Linked DNA regions of Homo sapiens: region 1 is linked to region 2. Evidence: chromatin loops called from intact Hi-C (ENCODE). Cell type or tissue: endothelial cell of umbilical vein. All regions are shown on one strand.

Region 1 (8,000 bases), 110 kb before region 2:
GATCACTCGAGCCCAGGAGGTCGGGAGCTGCAGTGAGCTGTGATCACACTGCACTCCAGCCTGGGCAACAGAGTGAGATGTCATCTCTAAAATTAAAAAATAAAACCAAATAAGTAAAATAAAATGGTTAAAATGACACATTTTGTTATGTGAATTTTGCCTAAATAGAGTTAGCAGGGAGCAGGGGGGATTCCAGGCTGAGGGATCAGCATCACTAGGGCCCAGGGGACAGAGGCGCTGCTCAGCGTGGTACCCAAGGCAGCAGCAAGGCCTTGTACAGAAAGCGAGGGGATGGGTGCAAGAGGGAGCCTCCTGGCCAGTCCCCGAGCTTGCCTGGACCATGACCTGAGAGCAGGAGGGGGTGCAAGAGGGAGCTTCCTGGACAATCCCCGAGCTCGCCTGCACCGTGACCTGAGATCTGGCACGCCCTAGGCACTGGCTGCTTCATCTCCTGGGATCTCTGTCATCTGGAGGTAGGTAGATGACTGATCCCACTTCACAGATGAGGGGAGTGAGGCCTGAGGCTCAGGGAGAAGGGTGGGGTGGGCAGGGATGGGAAACCCAGGTCTGTCTGACTCCCAAGCCCCTCAGCACTGGCGGGGAGTCCCAAACCCCTCCTGTGGCGAAGGCTGCTGGGTTTGGTGTCAGCAAGTTAGACTCAGGAAGAAAGCTCCACTGAGGGCTGGCTTCCTGCAAACCGGGGCTGGCTCTGTGCGGATTCTAGAGTCAAGGCAGCGAGGGAATTGGCAGAGGATGGGGGAGAGAGGGCAGCTGGCCCGGGAGAGAGAGGGAAATTGCGAGAGGGAGGCGCTCACTATCCCCACATCCCTGTGCACATGGACATGCTGGGGGTCGGTCCTGGCACGGGCACAGCTCAGCACACTGTGACGGGGTCCACGTTGGTGGCTGTGGCCTCAGGCCCAGGGTGTGTGTTGTCACATGCCCTCTGAGGCCAGGACAGGATGGGGAAGAGACGTCTAGAGGCTGTGGGTGGTAGAACCTGCTGGGCCCAAGTTCATCTGTGTCCCCTCGCCTGGCCTCCTTGTGCTGAACGCGTGCATCTGTTATTGGCTGATGCCTAACATACCCCCAGCCTCGGGGGCTTAAGACAACACACGTTTATCATCTCATGGTTTTTGTGGGTTGGGAATGTGGGGCTGCCTGGCTGAGTAGTGCTGGCCCAGGGATCTCACGTGGTCAGAGTCAAGGCAGTGGCCGGGGCCGGGGTCACGGGGCTCCAAATGGGGCTGCGGGACCCACTTCCATGTCGTCGGCCAGCCTCAGGCCCTTGCTGGCTGCTTGCGGGAAGCGTCTGTTTCTTGCTACCTGAGACTCCGTAGGGTAGATCACAGCGCGACAGCAGCTTCCCACAGAGAGCGAGAGAGGCTGAGACACTAAGGCAGAGGCCACGGTCTTTTTGTAACCTCATCTCGGAAGCGACATTGCTCCATGTCTGCCGTAATCTCTTGTTAGAGATGAATGACTAAGTCCAGCCCGCACTCAGGGGCGGGAGAATTAAGCTCTCCGTCTTGAGAAGCAGAGTGCCCAGGAATTTGCGGACCTATCTTTAAAACCAGCACCAGGGGTGCGCTCAGCCAGGGATTTGTAGTTTCACCCAGGCTCTGTGAGCTGCTGTGTAAACTTTGGCCTATGACGTGGCAAGAATGGGAAATTTGGGGTCTGCAGCCTTGTGTGCGTGTTCCAGTCTTGCCACTTCCTGGCTGAGCAGTCTTGTGCTCTTCCTGTAAAAACAAGGACCGTAAGGGAAAAGTGGAAACAACCTGTCTGCCAGGAGGAAGGAGGATGGGGCGTGAGCTGTGGCGTAGCTGCGGGTGGAGGAGCGTCCCGTGCCACATTTCGGGTGAACAATGAGAGCTACCTGAGTCAATGTTGATCAACCAAAAATGTTACATCAGCCGGGCATGGTGGCTCACACCTATAATCCCAGCACTTTGGGAGGCTGAGGCGGGTGGATGGCTTGAGGTCAGGAGTTTGAGACCAGCCTGACCAACGTGGTGAAACCCTGTCTCTGCTAAAAATACAAAAACTAGCCGGGCATGGTGGCAGGTGCCTGTAATTCCAGCTACTCAGGAGGCTGAGGCAGGAGAATCGCTTGAACCTGGGAGGCAGAGGTTGTAGTGACTGAGATCATGCAGCTGCACTCCAGCCCGGGTTACAAAGCAAGAGTCTGTCTCAAAACAAAAACAAAAGAAAACAAACCAAAACGTGATATCGAGTGGAAAAAAGCCAGTTGTTAAAGGATTTGACAGCGTGATGCCCTTTACGCGAATCCCGTGTGCCGCGTGGTTTCCGGGTGTTGGCATAGCAGCAATGGTAGCAAAACTGCGTGAGAGGCACGCAAAGCTTCAGGGAGGAGTGACCTCTGTGGCGGGGGAAGGGGCGCAGGGCGGGTGGGGGAGAGCTGCAACTCTAACTTTCATCTCCTTAAAGAACACTCCAAAGCAAATATGGAAAAGATGAACATTTGTAAAATCTGGGGGGTGGTACAAGGGTGTCTGGTACATGCTGAACTGTTCATAGCTGGAAATCGTGAGTGTATTTTGACAGGCTCACTGCTGTGAGGATGCTGTAGGGAGAGGCCTGGGTTGAACACCCCCATGTTGATGGGGATGCTGGTGTGCCAGGGCTCACGGGGCCTGTCACACTCCCTCAGTGACACACGTGTGAACACATATGTGTTCACTGCCCCTTGCTCTCTGCCCCAGACCCCAGCAAGCTGATAAGAAGGCCCAGGTGTCCCCACTAGACCTGGTGCTAGCACGAGCTTCAGACCTTCCCATGTGTGGGGAAGCCCTCACCCACCCGGCACGCCGACCACAACGCAGCCCCCAGTGGGTCTCTTTCTTTTGCTCCTGTGGCCATTTTTGGCCTGGCTTGGGAAGCCAGCCTCCTCTCCCGGAGAGCCTCCTTCTGGAAGGGCAGGGCCAGGTGGGTCAGGCCTCCATCAGCTAGCACTGGCGCCCTTATCTCTTGGGCTCAGCCTCAGCTCAGCCCCAGCCCCTGGGTGAACCCTCTCCTCGCTGAGAGCTTGCAGTCTGGCCTCCCTCTTCCCACCCCCATCCACGGCTCTCCACTAGGACTGCCCTTCAAGGCCTTGGTGGTAAGAACTGCCCCTGACTGCAGGAGGCAGATGCTCATGGGTGGGTGGGGGACCCTTTCTCCTGGGCCAGCTAATCAGTCCTCACAGGTATGTGGCTCTGGGCATGCACAGCAGCCCTAAAACATTGGGGGGAGCAAACTGTGAATCTGCAGAGCTTCGTCAGCGGCTTGCCTCAGCTGTCACCAGGCAAAGGGGCCCAGAGCACCCTTACACTTGGTGGCATCTTAGGTTCCATGGAGTGTATGGCAAAGGCCATCTGCAATTGTGTGACGACAATTGCGCACAGGCCTGCCAGCGTCACGCGTCCTGTGCATGCGGTAGTTACAAAAACTACCCTGAAGGTTTGCTGGGAGGGTTCACATCGGACCATGTGAAATTGCCCTTTAAGAGATGTAAAACAGCCAAATGCTGACAATTTCATATGGTTCATTTGAAAAGTAAAACAAACTAGGCCGAGCGCAGTGGCTCACGCCTGTAATCCCAACACTTTGGGAGGCTGAGGCAGGCAGATCACGAGGTCAGGAGATCGAGACCATCCTGGCTAACACAGTGAAACCCCGTCTCTACTAAAAATACAAAAAAATTAGCCAGGCATGGTGGCGGGCGCCTGTAGTCCCAGCTACTCAGGAGGCTGAGGCAGGAGAATGGCGTGAACCCGGGAGGTGGAGCTTGCAGTGAGCTGAGATTGCGCCACTGCACTCCAGCCTGGGCAACAGAGCGAGACTCCATCTCAAAAAAAAAAAAAGAAAAAGAAAAAAGAAAAGAAAAGTAAAACAAACTAAATCTTTTGCAGTCTCCCCCACAACATCCATCTGGATAAGAAGTTGGGTTATTACTCCCCCCAAGCCCGGGGAGTGCACGGGCATTTGCAACCTTTTGCGGGTGGAATCGCACACACGGGAATTTCCATGGAGAGAAGGTGGCGGCAGCGCTGCATGGTCGCTGCCGTCCAGACGGGGTCTCCCTTGGTCCGCGATCCTCTCTGGGCCTGCTCGCCAGGCGGCCTCAGGAACGGAGGCCCACAGGCTGTGAAGCTGCAGGAGAGCTTTCCAGCCCCACTGCGAAGGGCTCCGGCCTTTTCCAGTGCCTCCGGCCAGGCCTTTCACTGCCTGGTCTCCATACGGAGAGCGGGTGGCTCTGATCCTCCCTGGGGCCGATCAGCTTGGCAGGAATCGGCTGCATCAACAGCCTGGCTGGACTGGTGGCTGATGGCAGAGATTCAGGTACCACGGAGAAGGCAGGAGCCCTGCCCAGACGCAGGCAGCGTCCCAAGAATGGGCTTCTCCAGCCTGATGACCACATGTCAAGCCTGGCGGTGAACACACTGCCCTGGGCTGTCATCTGCCTCCAGCTTCCTGCAAGAGGAGTGGTAGGGGGAGACGTGTATACCTGGGGCCCTGGCCATTCAGAGTGTGGGCCCCAGACCAGCAGCATCAGCACCACCATAGAAATGCAGAGTCTTGGGCCCCTCACAGACTTCCTGGACCAGAACCTTCATTCGAACAAGAGTCCAGGGGACTCTGATGCATGTGGGCAGGTGGGGCAGCCTGGCACACACAGAACCACTGGGCAGCAGACAGAGAGTCTGCAAAGCGCACGTGCTCTGCTGTTCCACATTTTGGGATTTATCGGAAGGAAGCAGACACACACACACACACACACACACACACACACACACACGGAAACATCTGGAAGAGTGACTCCGTGCTCACCGCAGATGTCACGGCACCCTGGCCATGCTGGAGGCTCCCGTTTCCTCTTCTCAGCAACCCTGGGAGGCGGCTGCTCTGACAGGGAAGAAACTGAGGCTCTGGGGCCCTAAGGAGCCTCCGGCTGCCCAGCCAGAATGAGGTGGCATTAGGAGTTTAATTCAGACAGCCAGCTTCTAGACCGCTTGTCCCCACCACCCTCCTCAGCAGCCTCCATGTGCACACGGTCCCTGCAATGGCGTTATTTACAATTGTGAGGCAGTGGGGCAATCCCAGCTCCAGCACCGGGGCTGCCTAGGAGCGTAGGGCCTGTCTACGCGACTGGTGTCCTGGTCTCTACTTTGTGGCATGAGTGCCACCTTCCCTTGTAATACGTTCATGTTCTCTTTACCCAACTCTCCAGGAAACACACAGAGCTTCCAGGCCAGTGGCTCTGCCATTCCCACCTCTTGAGGCTTCTGTTCCCTTTCCTGGGGGTGCCTCCGAAGTGGGATTGTGTGGACGCAGCGCAGTCGTGCTTAGCCCTGGTCGTGCCTCCCGAGCGGGGCTATGTGGATGCAGTGGAGTCACGCTCGGTCCTTAGTCCTGGTACACAGTTGTGCATGGACAGGAGGGACTGCTGCTGTTAACAGGGACAGTCACTTACATTCACAATGTGCACACAACCTAATTCTGTGCAGAGAGGAGGGGGTGATTTCTTCTTCCCATTTGACAGGTGACAACTCAGGCTCAGAAAGGCTGTGTGACTTGCCCAAGACCACACAGTTAGCAAAGGGCAGAGTCAGGACTGAACACAAATCTTCAGAGCTCACTTCGGGCTTCCGGAAGTTCTTTAGTTCTTATTCAGTTAGGAGATTCTGAAACTGACGTGACTGCTTGCCAGCCAGACCCAGCCTTCACGTCAGAAGCAACTACACTCGCCACTGGCCAAATGAACGCACTGAGCTTCTACAGTGGTGTCACGCGCCAGCCACACAGGTGAAGTCTGCGTCGTTTTATTCTTAATTGCATTCCCGGCCCTGACCTCATGTTTCTTGGATGAATACTGAGTGAGCTGTTGAATGTTCAGGGTGGAGGGTCTGGTATGGGGGCAGCAAGGGTGGGTGGGGCGGGGGTCGGAGCATAAAGAAGAGCCTTGATCCCACCCAGCTCCCCACCTGGCGAAGGGCAGAGACTCACTCCTGCTAGCCCAAGGCAAGACATGTTCTTGGATAAGGTGGAGCCCACAGAAGCCGTCATGGGGTGGGAGAGTTACTGAGGCTTAAGGGAGCTCCACGGTCTTTGGACCCCAAAGGGGTGGGGTTCCACTTGAGCTCTCATTCTGTGACCTCCCCCTCAACCATGTCTTCCACTCCCCGATGGCCATCCTGGGACCAGCCCTTCCTCCGGGAAGCCCTCGGATGTCCCATCGGCTCTGGCGACAGTGTGGGGCAGGAGTGAGTGTCTCAGAGCCGGGTCTATCCTGGTCTGTCCACACTCCTGAGTCACCGTCTCCAAGAACAGGTCATGGGGGTGGGATGACACTGATGTCTTGGTTCCAACACATGCCCTATCCTCAGGGCACAAGACTCTCATTTGAGAGGCAGGGCTGCCACATCTGAAATGGCGGCAGCCAGCATCACACGCTGTATTCCCTGTCCTCACAGGGCCGTGAGGGCACGGAGCAGAGGAGGATGGATGCGGGTGAGCGTCCTCACAAAGAAGGTGAGTGTATCACACAGGCTCCTGCAGCCACAACATCCAAAGAAGGAGCTAAAAAAAGAGAAAGATTTTAGATTGGGCTTCATTGAAATTAAAAATTTGTGCTGCAAAGGATACCATGAAGAAAGTGAAAAGACAACTCACGGAATGGAAGAAAATATTTGCAAATTACACATCTGATAAGATACTTGTATCCAGAATGTATAAAGAACTATAACTCAGGCCAGGCGCGGTGGCTCATGCCTGTAATCCCAGCACTTTGGGAGGCTGAGATGGGCGGATCACGAGGTCAGGAGATCAAGACCATCCTGGCTAACACCGTGAAACCCTGTCTCTACTAAATATACAAAAAATTAGCCAGGTGAGGTGGTGGGCGCCTGTAGTCCCAGCTACCCGGGAGGCTGAGGCAGGAGAATGGGGTGAACCCAGGAGCTTGCAGTGAGCCGAGATGGCGCCAATGCACTCCGGCCTGGGCAACAGAATGAGGCTCCGTCTCAAAAAAAAAAAAAAAAAGAACACCTATAACTCAGTAATAAAAGTGCAAATTTTAAAATGGGCAAAGCATCTACCAATAACTTGGAGCAAAATAAAATAAAATAGGCAAGGGATCTGAACAGGTAATTCTCCAAAGAGGACATATAGATGGCCAACAAGCGCTTGGAAAGATGCTCAGCACCTCTCATCATCAGGGAGTGCAAATCGCAACCTGACTGGATGCCCCAACACCAGTGAGGACGCTGGACACCCCCACATCAGCGAGGACGCTGGATGCCCCCACACCGGCAAGGATGCTGAATGCTCCCACACTGGCGAGAACGCTGGATGGACGCCCTCACACCGGCAAGGATGCTGGACGCCCTCACACTGGTGAGGACACTGGATGGACGCCCTCACACCGGTGAGGAGACTGGATGGACACCCTCACACCGGCAAGGATGCTGGACAGACGCCCCTTCACCAGCGAGGATGCTGTCATCAGAGAGACAGACAAAAAGAAGTGTCAAAGAAGATGTGGAGAAACTGGAACCCCTGTATGCTGCTGGTGGGAAGGAAGGATGATGCAGCCCCAGTGGAAACAGTTTGGCAGCTCCTTAAAAGGTAAAATACGCAGTTACCATATGACCTGGCAGTTTTACTTTTCGGTATATACCCAAGAAAATTGAAAACGTGTGTCACCCAAACACTTGTACGTGCATGTTCATCATAGCCCCAAACTGGAAACACCCCACATTTCATCCACTGATGAATGGATGAACAAAGTGTGCTCCAGCCACACAGTGGAAGATTAACTGGACAGAAATGGGACGAAAGCACCAATGCACACTGCAACACGGAGGAACCTCAAAAACAGCACGCTGAGTGAAGGAAGCCAACACAGAAGATCACATATCACAGAATTATATTCACAGGAAATCTCTGGAACTAAGAAATCCAGGGAAACAGGAAACAGGTGAGTGGCTGCCAGGGGC
Region 2 (8,000 bases):
CATCACCCAAACAAAAGAACAAGGTTTGCCAGGATGTCCGAGTGCCCCCTGGCCCTGGCTCTCGTGTGCATGGACGTGCCTGAGGGGTCCGGGCACGGCCATACGCAGGACCCCTGTGCCCGGGGAGGCGCTGCAGGGATTCCCCATCCGGTCGTCTTGGGGCCAGCCCGTCTTATGGACTCTGCCTTGCTTTGCTTATGTTTAGCTGTTTCTCTGCTACCTTTCGAGCAGACTTCTTTACTACACTGCACTGGATTGCTATATTTTTAACCAGAAATAAACTAAAGATTAGAGCATGTTCCAGTTAAATTCAGTTTTATTGTTTTCCGTTACATGTTCACTCCCTGTTCCTTCTCGCCGCCTGGTCTGGTGGGGGCATAGGAGAGGGAGGGAGGACTGAAGGTCATACATTTCTGATAATGTCGCTTTCTAAAGGGCTGTGACATTTTTGTACATCTTTTCCATCTTTTAGTAGCAAGTGGTTGCTGCAGACCAGAAGTGAACCAAATAAAGACTCCTGCTCTGTGCAGCTCTCAGACTCCTGCTCTGTGCAGCTCTCACAAAGATCACAGCTGCTTTTGTACATTCCAGTAACTGCATGACACAAAACGGTACCTGTGAGCAGGAAACACATTCACACCATGAGACATGCACAGAGGCAGGTGTCCCTGAGCGAAGTTGTGCAGAGATCTAGGCCTAGGGGCAGTCAGCTCCTGCCGCAACACAACCTAGAAAACCAAGGCGAGAACGGCCCCTTGCCTTCCAGCAGCGAGGGCAGAGGGCAAAGCCACTTCCCTGTGAATTCCAGGAGGATTCAACCAAGGCTAAAATGCCCCGGGTCTGAGAGAATCGAATCTTTAATTGGTTTCCACATGGGGTGATTAAGCAGAAGGCTGCTTCCCGCCTGTCCGGAGCCTCGGCCTTCCCTGACAGGCACGCAGTCCCTCCGCCCAGGCCCAGGGGACCTGCTTCCCTGCACACAGTCGGGCAGGGCAGGACAGCATGTGCCCGGCTGGCTGCTGCTGCATGGAGAATTTGACGAGTTTTCATTAACCCGAGAGCAGCCTGGTGAGAGCCATTTTCCGCCCCAATAGCTTCTTCATGTTTCACCTGTGCACCCGAGGCCAGGAGGAAGTGGTGGCATCCCCTGCAGACAGCAGCGCGGTCTGCGGGGGGTGGGTGTGGACAGCCCATGGGCCAGGCTGGCGTCTCCCCACCCTTACAAGCCTGCAGACAGGTCCACCTCTGGCCCAGGAACAGATGAGCCCCGCCCTGGAAGAGCTGGAGAAGACCCTCTGCCCCGGGGCCTCTGGTGAAACTGTCTGTGCCCACGGCTGGCCTGTTTTACTTACCAGCCTCTGCACACTGGATGGACTGGTGCTTTCTGAAGTTCAGTAGCGCACAGAATGTGCCTGGATAATTTCGGGAACTGAAACAGTCTCTTTATCCATTCTTTTGGATCTAGAACCATTACCTCACAGGATTCCCAAAGATACAGATCAGGCATGCAATGCCTGAGCCGAGCTAACTGACAAGACAGTGGTGATGTAGAAAAGCAGGGCAGGGCCGGGCGCGGTGGCTCATGCCTGTAATCCCAGCACTTTGGGAGGCCAAGGCAGGTGGATCACCTGAGGTCAGGAGCTCGAGGCCAGCCTGACCAACATAGTGAAACCCCATCTCTACTAAAAAAAAAATACAAAAATTAGCCAGGCGTGGTGGCAGGTGCCTGTAATCCCAGCTACTGAGGAGGCTGAGGCAGGAGAATCGCTTGAACCCGGGAGGCAGAGGTTGCAGTGAGCAGAGATCGCGCCACTGCACTCCAGCCTGGACGACAGAGTGAGTCTGTCTCAAAAACAAGATACACACTGTAGAAAGACGGGCCCTCCCCTGCATTCACTCAGCTCGCTCCCCTGTAAGGCCCCAAGCCAGGCCATGGGCCAGCGGTCCCCGGGACGTCCATACTCCAGGCTCTAACCACACTTGCTCCTTTTCACTTGTAGAAGCACATGGCCACCGCGTCTCACGGAGGGCCATCAGTCACCCCCAAGGCGCTGCAGACCTAAAGTGTGGAGAACTCGAGGGAAATGAAATGTTTTTCATACTTTTGCAGTTCAGGTTCTTGGTTGTCCTTTACTCCTTCCCCGGGAGGTTTTATCGACAGCTGGACCCGTCGGACTGAAGAGACCCTGAGGCCTGTGGTGGTCCCCAAGCTGCTGGCGCTCCTGGGCCGTGTGCGGGTGGCAACTCCCCTCACAGTCTTCATGGGACAGTGCGGATTTCACCTCATACGTGCGACAGACGCTCTGCAGGAGACAGCGGAAGGACCGTCTCCCTCCTCTAGGTCATGCTCACTTTCTCTGACTCTTCCGAAGTTTGATCTGACTGTTCTTGCCTTTGGTCTTGGAAACTTGACATCAAGGTGCCTATTAGATTTTCAGTCGTCGCCTTCCATAGCTGCAGGTGCTGTGACTGTTTCTGCCTTCAGCCGGCCGACAGCACCGGGCGCAACAAGCTTCAGGACATCATGATGCCGCCCTCCTGCAGTACCTTTAACCTCGCCCGGGCCAGGGTCTGCCTCCAGCCCAGGACCAAGACCCCGATTCCAGATAAGGCGGAGGGAGGAGGGCAGGGGGTAGAGGGAGGAGGGCAGAGGGTGGAGGGAGGAGGGAGGAAAGAGGGTGGAGGGAGGAGGGCAGAAGAAGAGGGCAGAGGGAAGAGGGTAGAAGGAAGAGGGTGGAGGGAGGAGAGAAGAGGTGGAGGGAGGAAACAGGGTGGAGGGAGGAGGGAGAACGCTGGAGGGCAGAGGGAGGAGGGCAGAGGGCGGAGGGAGGAGGTTGGAGGGCGGAGGGAGGAGGTTGGAGGGCGGAGGGAGGAGGTTGGAGGGCGGAGGGGAGGAGGATGCAGGGCAGAGGGAGGAGATTGGAGGGCGGAGGGAGGAGGTTGGAGGGCAGAGGGGAGGAGGTTGCAGGGCAGAGGGAGGAGGTTGGAGGGCGGAGGGAGGAGGTTGGAGGGTGGAGGGAGGAGGTTGGAGGGCGGAGGGAGGAAGCTGGAGGGCGGAAGGAGTCAGTCAACTCAGGCACCTGGTTGGCTTCTCTCGCGCCCAGGCCGCGTGTCAGGTGAGGCAGTCGGTACGCAGAAACTGAGGAAGCGACTGTCCCCAGGTGCCAAGGAGGTTGCTGGCTCAGCCTTCAAAACAAGCAAGGAAGAGTGCAGCTGCATTTGTTGAAAAAAAGCCAGGCTGTATTTTCACCATGTGCCCCCTGCCTTGAAAATGAACTACGGAATGCACAGCGCGTGGGGGGTGGGTGCTGGAAAGGGACAGAACAAGGGTCCGTGGCAACCACAAAGCACCTGCAGGCCAGCGCTTCCCGATGAGCAGAGGCGGGGGCTGGCACCTGGCGCTGGCTGCAGACGGGAAGTCAACGCCACCAAAGCAGAGGACCTCAGCCACCCAGGTTAGCAAGAGGGTAGCAGGGCGCTCAGGAACAGGTGAAGCCATACTGTGGAGAGAAGCTGAATGCTCCTCCCAAGCTTCAGCCCACCCATTAGGAACAAATGCTCTTTAAGTCTGTTTCTTCATGAAACCCAAAGTGGAAGTGCCTGAGCTGTGAATGCGGCCACAGCGTTCATGCCAGCTTGTTCCCAAGCCTAGGAGAAGCAAGCAGCCCCGTGACGGGCACAGGCCACAGTGTGGGCGTGAGCTCACCCCATGTGTAGCCGGGTGCTGGGCCCAGGCCGCTGGGTTTCTGGGGTCGGCAGAGTGGGCCAGGCAACAACCTCACATGCCTACCTCACTGCCACTCGTCCGCCTCGTCCACTCCTGGCATTTGGGATAAACATCCTGTCTCAGACACACCCTTCTCGTGCGCCCATGCCACCTGCTCAGGCCTATGCCGCCCGCCCGTCCTCCCAAGCGTGCACACCCGTCCGCCATCCTTCTCCCGTCTGTGCCCCATGGGACAGAGGCCTCCAGCTGCACCACCACTGCTCGTTAACAGCTGCCATCCACACCGAGGAAGCCTCTTCGAGCCCAGGGAGTGGAGGATGGGGCTCTGCTGTGCACGTGCTCCCTCGGGCCCTCCCAGCAGTGGTAGATGGGGCTCTGCTCTGTCCTTCTTGGTCATCTTCCTGGGCCTGCAACAAAGCTCAGCCCAGCAGCCAGGCAGCTCCTTACAGAGGCTAACGCCGGGTCTGGTCCCTGGTGACCCCAGGCTGCTGTGAGAACTTGTGACCCCCGAGATCAGAACAGCCTTCGGGTCCCAGAGCTTCCCGCATGATCGTGTGTGGAACAGACCGGGAGATTCCAGCAGATATGGGTTCAACGTTGACCACCAACCTTGACAACCCAAGGGCTGCCTCCCCTGACCATGACAGCCAACTCCTCCTCCACAGTGGCTCTGCCAGGCGCCGAGTCCATAAAGGGCAGCCACTGTTTGGCAAGGAGGGCCGGTCTGCCGGGGGCTCCCAGGCCCTGGGGTCAGGCTGAGAGAGGAAGATGGGTGTGAGGGTGCAGGGGCAGGGGGGCGGGCCCTGCAGGGCAGTGCCTGGCCCGTCCTGCACCCCCAGCCTGGGAACCCCCGGCTTTCTCGCTTGGGCCTCTGGGGAGCCCGCGTCCCCAAATGTAGCCACATCAGAGCACACTTCTCCGGCAGCAACTTCCCAGGCATGTCCGTGGCCTCCTCGGGGGCAGGCGCCCCCTCCTGGACGCTGAGCTGACCTCTCTAGCAGGACTCTGCTCATCTGCACCATTTGCCATTTCCACAGAAACCCTGTCCCCAGAGCCCGGCGGAGAAAAAAACCACAGGGGCCTCTCTGCTCAGGGGAGCCACGCGGAAGAGGCACCCTCGCTCCAGCTGCCAAAGCAACTGAGCCTGCTGCAAACATCTCTGTGAACTCGGACAGGAAACAGTGTTAACCTGTGTTTCCTTCCAAGTCGGCCCTGGCGCATGTGAACTGCTTGCTAATACTGTGTACAATCACGCCGTGCAATGACAGAGAGAACTTTTCTTATTGATGAAGTGGTTTAAAAAGTTACCCTGAGCCTTTTTTCTTTGCTTTTAAGCTGGAAAGATAGCTTGATTACTTATGAAATGAAAAAAAGTTTTCCTAAATGAATGTAACAGTTTAAATCATACTGTTACGAAAACAACACTGTCAAGATTAAAAAGAAATTCTGCTCCTTTTAGTAATAAACAATGTCGTGTGACACTTTGGAACGCTTCTCTCGTTACAAACCAGCGTCTTTACTGAAGGTCCTTCCGCTGCAGAGCTGCGCAATGGATGTGTGGACAGAGCTAGTCGGCACGTGGAGGCTCTCCTGGTTTTCGAGCAGGAAACGTGCTGTGAGCAGGAATCGCGAGTGAGTTCCATGGCGTCCCCGGGTCAGCGCGCGTGCAGGAATCGCGAGTGAGTTCCATGGCGTCCCCGGGTCAGCGCGCGTGGGGTCCTGTCTCGCTGGCTCACCACTGGTGGCCAGGGCATGTCTCCCCCAGCCCTGAGTCTCCGCAGTGGTGACCAGGGCATGTCTCCCCCAGCCCTGAGTCTCCCGGCAGTGGAGGCAGCGTGGGCACAGGGTTTGTCACAGCCTGTAAGTGAATGGAGGACACAAAAATAACCAGAGAGGCAGGCTCTGCCCTCCGGGAGTGCACAGGCGGTTTTTAAAATGTGTGCGTTCATGTAATTAAACGTCTCCGTTTGTTTCTCAGGGAGTGGTTACTCAATTTCTTCCCAGCCAGAGCTTTGTAAACCTGCGCTTCTCACCCCTCAGTGAAGCCTGAGTCCAGCCTCTAAAGGTGGGTCCCCTGGGTGGGCTGCAGCCAGTGGGGGCTTGGAAGGGCTCTGAAGGTTGAGACAAGGAAAACGGGCGTGAGCTGGACTCAGGGAAGCCGGGTCACCGTGGTACCTGCACTGTGGCCCTTGGCCATGACAGTGTGTCAGCTTCCGGCAGGGACTGCTTGTGTGCCTCGGGACACCAGTGACCAGGTGTGGCCAGGCCCCAGATGGCATTGCTGCAGCTCTCTCGTGAAAGAGTAATGGAGGTGACTGCAACCTGCGCCGGGAGCCATCTGGGCTATGAAAACGAGACTGGCCTCCAGCGCCCCCGGCCTCCACACAACACTCTTACACTGCCCAGGAGAGCAGCGGTCACTAGCAAGTTCCTTCCATGCACAAAGGCAGGCAGGCTGAGGCCGTGATCACAGCTAGAGCTCGGCTCCTTTTCCTTCCGGGCTGGGGAACCACCATCCCCCGCTCCTTCTGGAGGAAGGCTGACTCTTCTCTGATGGAAACCATCAAGCACACGGCGCCGCCACCTCACTCCAACACCCGAGTGCCACGTCCAGCGCGGGGTCTCGCCTCGTCACCTGAACGACACGTGGAAGGAGGCGCCTGTGGAGAGCCCTGGGGAGGGTCCTGAACGTCACGGGGAAGGAGGCGCCTGGGGAGGGTCCTGAACCACACGGGGAAGGAGGCGCCTGGGGAGGGCCCTGGGGAGGGTCTTGAATGTCACAGGGAAGGAGGCGCCTGGGGAGGGTCCTGAACATGACAGGGAAGGAGGCGCCTGGGGAGGGTCCTGAACGTCACGGGGAAGGAGGCGCCTGGGGAGGGTCCTGAACATGACAGGGAAGGAGGCGCCTGGGGAGGGTCCTGAACGTCACGGGGAAGGAGGCGCCTGGGGAGGGCCCTGGGGAGGGGTCCTGAACGTCACGGGGAAGGAGGCGCCTGGGGAGGGTCCTGAACGTCACGGAGAAGGAGGCGCCTGGGGAGGGTCCTGGGGAGGGTCTCTCTCACCAACGGGCATCTTGGTATTTGGTCCCCCAGTGACTTTGTCACCTAGCCAATGACATCCTGCTTGTACCAACTCAATTAAAAAAAAAATCAGATGTCAAACTGCAATCAACACTGCTCTCATCTAAACACAAACACAAACCAACTGCCTGGCAAGAATTTCTAAGCTCAATGGGTGGTTCCCTTGATGTTCATTCCACCCAACACCCTCCCGACCCCAAACACGAAAAAAGCCACCGCTCATGGCCAGTCCCTCCAATTCATCCTCACACAGAGCATGGCGCGCATGGGCGGCAGGGGGAGCATGGAGAACAAGACGATTCATCCTTTAAAATCCCACAAAGCCCTGCGAGGAGGAGCTGTGGCCCTGCTGCCAAGCGGGCCGGCCAGAGTGCCTCCCCTGGTACGCCCGCCCACCCTGCAGTCAGGGGTCTGGGGGCCGTGTGGGAGGGCCGCAGCCGAGGGAAAGGCTTCCTAACAGCCAGCAGCTCACCACAGCGAGGAACTGGGCAAGAACGTGGCACCGAGTACGGCGTGTCCCAGCCGCGCCGCGCCAGCAGCTCCCGGGAGACAGAGGCCCTGGGCTTTCGTGCCGGCCGCTCACGCCCTACGGTGGCTATCTGGCCACCAAGTAGTTCGGTAAACTGGGCCCCGGCAGACAGAGCAGACCACAGGCCCGTGGGGCAGGCAGAGCTCCGCCCAGGAATCCACCACCCTGTGTTGTGTTCCGCGTCTCCCACGGTTCCACACTGAAGGGGCCCTGTTTTCATCACGGCCGTGACAGCCACTCCATGCTGGGAGCTTGTCTATCTGATCCCCATTGGTTCTGATCAGCATCTTTCATTCAAACCAAATCTTTAGCAACAAAAGCAAAATGCTTTCTGTGTAAGAAAGTGTACAAGAAGTTTCTTCCTCAGGGCTGCTGTCATCTTTCTTTCAACTGGGTTGATTCAAAAGTCTCTTTTTCCTTGGAATCCCACCTAATCAGTTACAAGCTCCTCTGAAAGAAAAACTGTCTCTCATAACAGACAACTACATTGAAAGCCAACAAGATATTTCCTCTTCTTCCTCCAAGAGCAGGAGGGAAGAAAGAACCGGCCACACAATGGCGTCCATCTTCTGGACAAGGGCTGGAGCCGCAGAGCCGGGCAGGGCCTGGGCGGGGGCGGGGGCGGGGGCGCTGCTGCCTGCGCTCTGGCTTCTCAACCCTGTCC

The links. A loop is a pair of places that touch in the nucleus more often than their neighbours do. Peaks named below come from ENCODE experiments on the same cell type or tissue, not always from the same donor. Only the 100,000 strongest peaks of a DNase experiment are listed, where the experiment ranks them.
Region 1: a loop joins it to region 2, with 15 times the contacts of the local background. A loop is called at or near these places in 3 of 110 quality-filtered maps.

The regions. Positions count from the first base shown.
Region 1 is chr16:87,584,862-87,592,861 of GRCh38, forward strand. LOC124903749 (a long non-coding RNA gene) reads left to right here. Exons shown (of 2, transcript XR_007065171.1): 2 at 1-136. Among named protein-coding and RNA genes, the nearest start is that of JPH3, 14 kb to the right of the region's middle. In endothelial cell of umbilical vein, a CTCF peak has its summit at 4,085; a DNase peak (open chromatin) is centred at 4,100; H3K27me3 peaks cover 310 bases.
Region 2 is chr16:87,697,848-87,705,847 of GRCh38, forward strand. It overlaps JPH3 (junctophilin 3), which reads left to right. Exons shown (of 5, transcript NM_020655.4): 5 at 1-309. It also overlaps a transcript of KLHDC4 not described here. Among named protein-coding and RNA genes, the nearest start is that of KLHDC4, 64 kb to the right of the region's middle. RefSeq lists enhancers at 778-837, 3,864-3,913, 4,644-4,893, 4,929-6,128, 6,778-7,387 and 1 more and a silencer at 4,464-4,523. In endothelial cell of umbilical vein, a CTCF peak has its summit at 4,705 (motif pointing left); a DNase peak (open chromatin) is centred at 4,884; H3K27ac peaks cover 484 bases.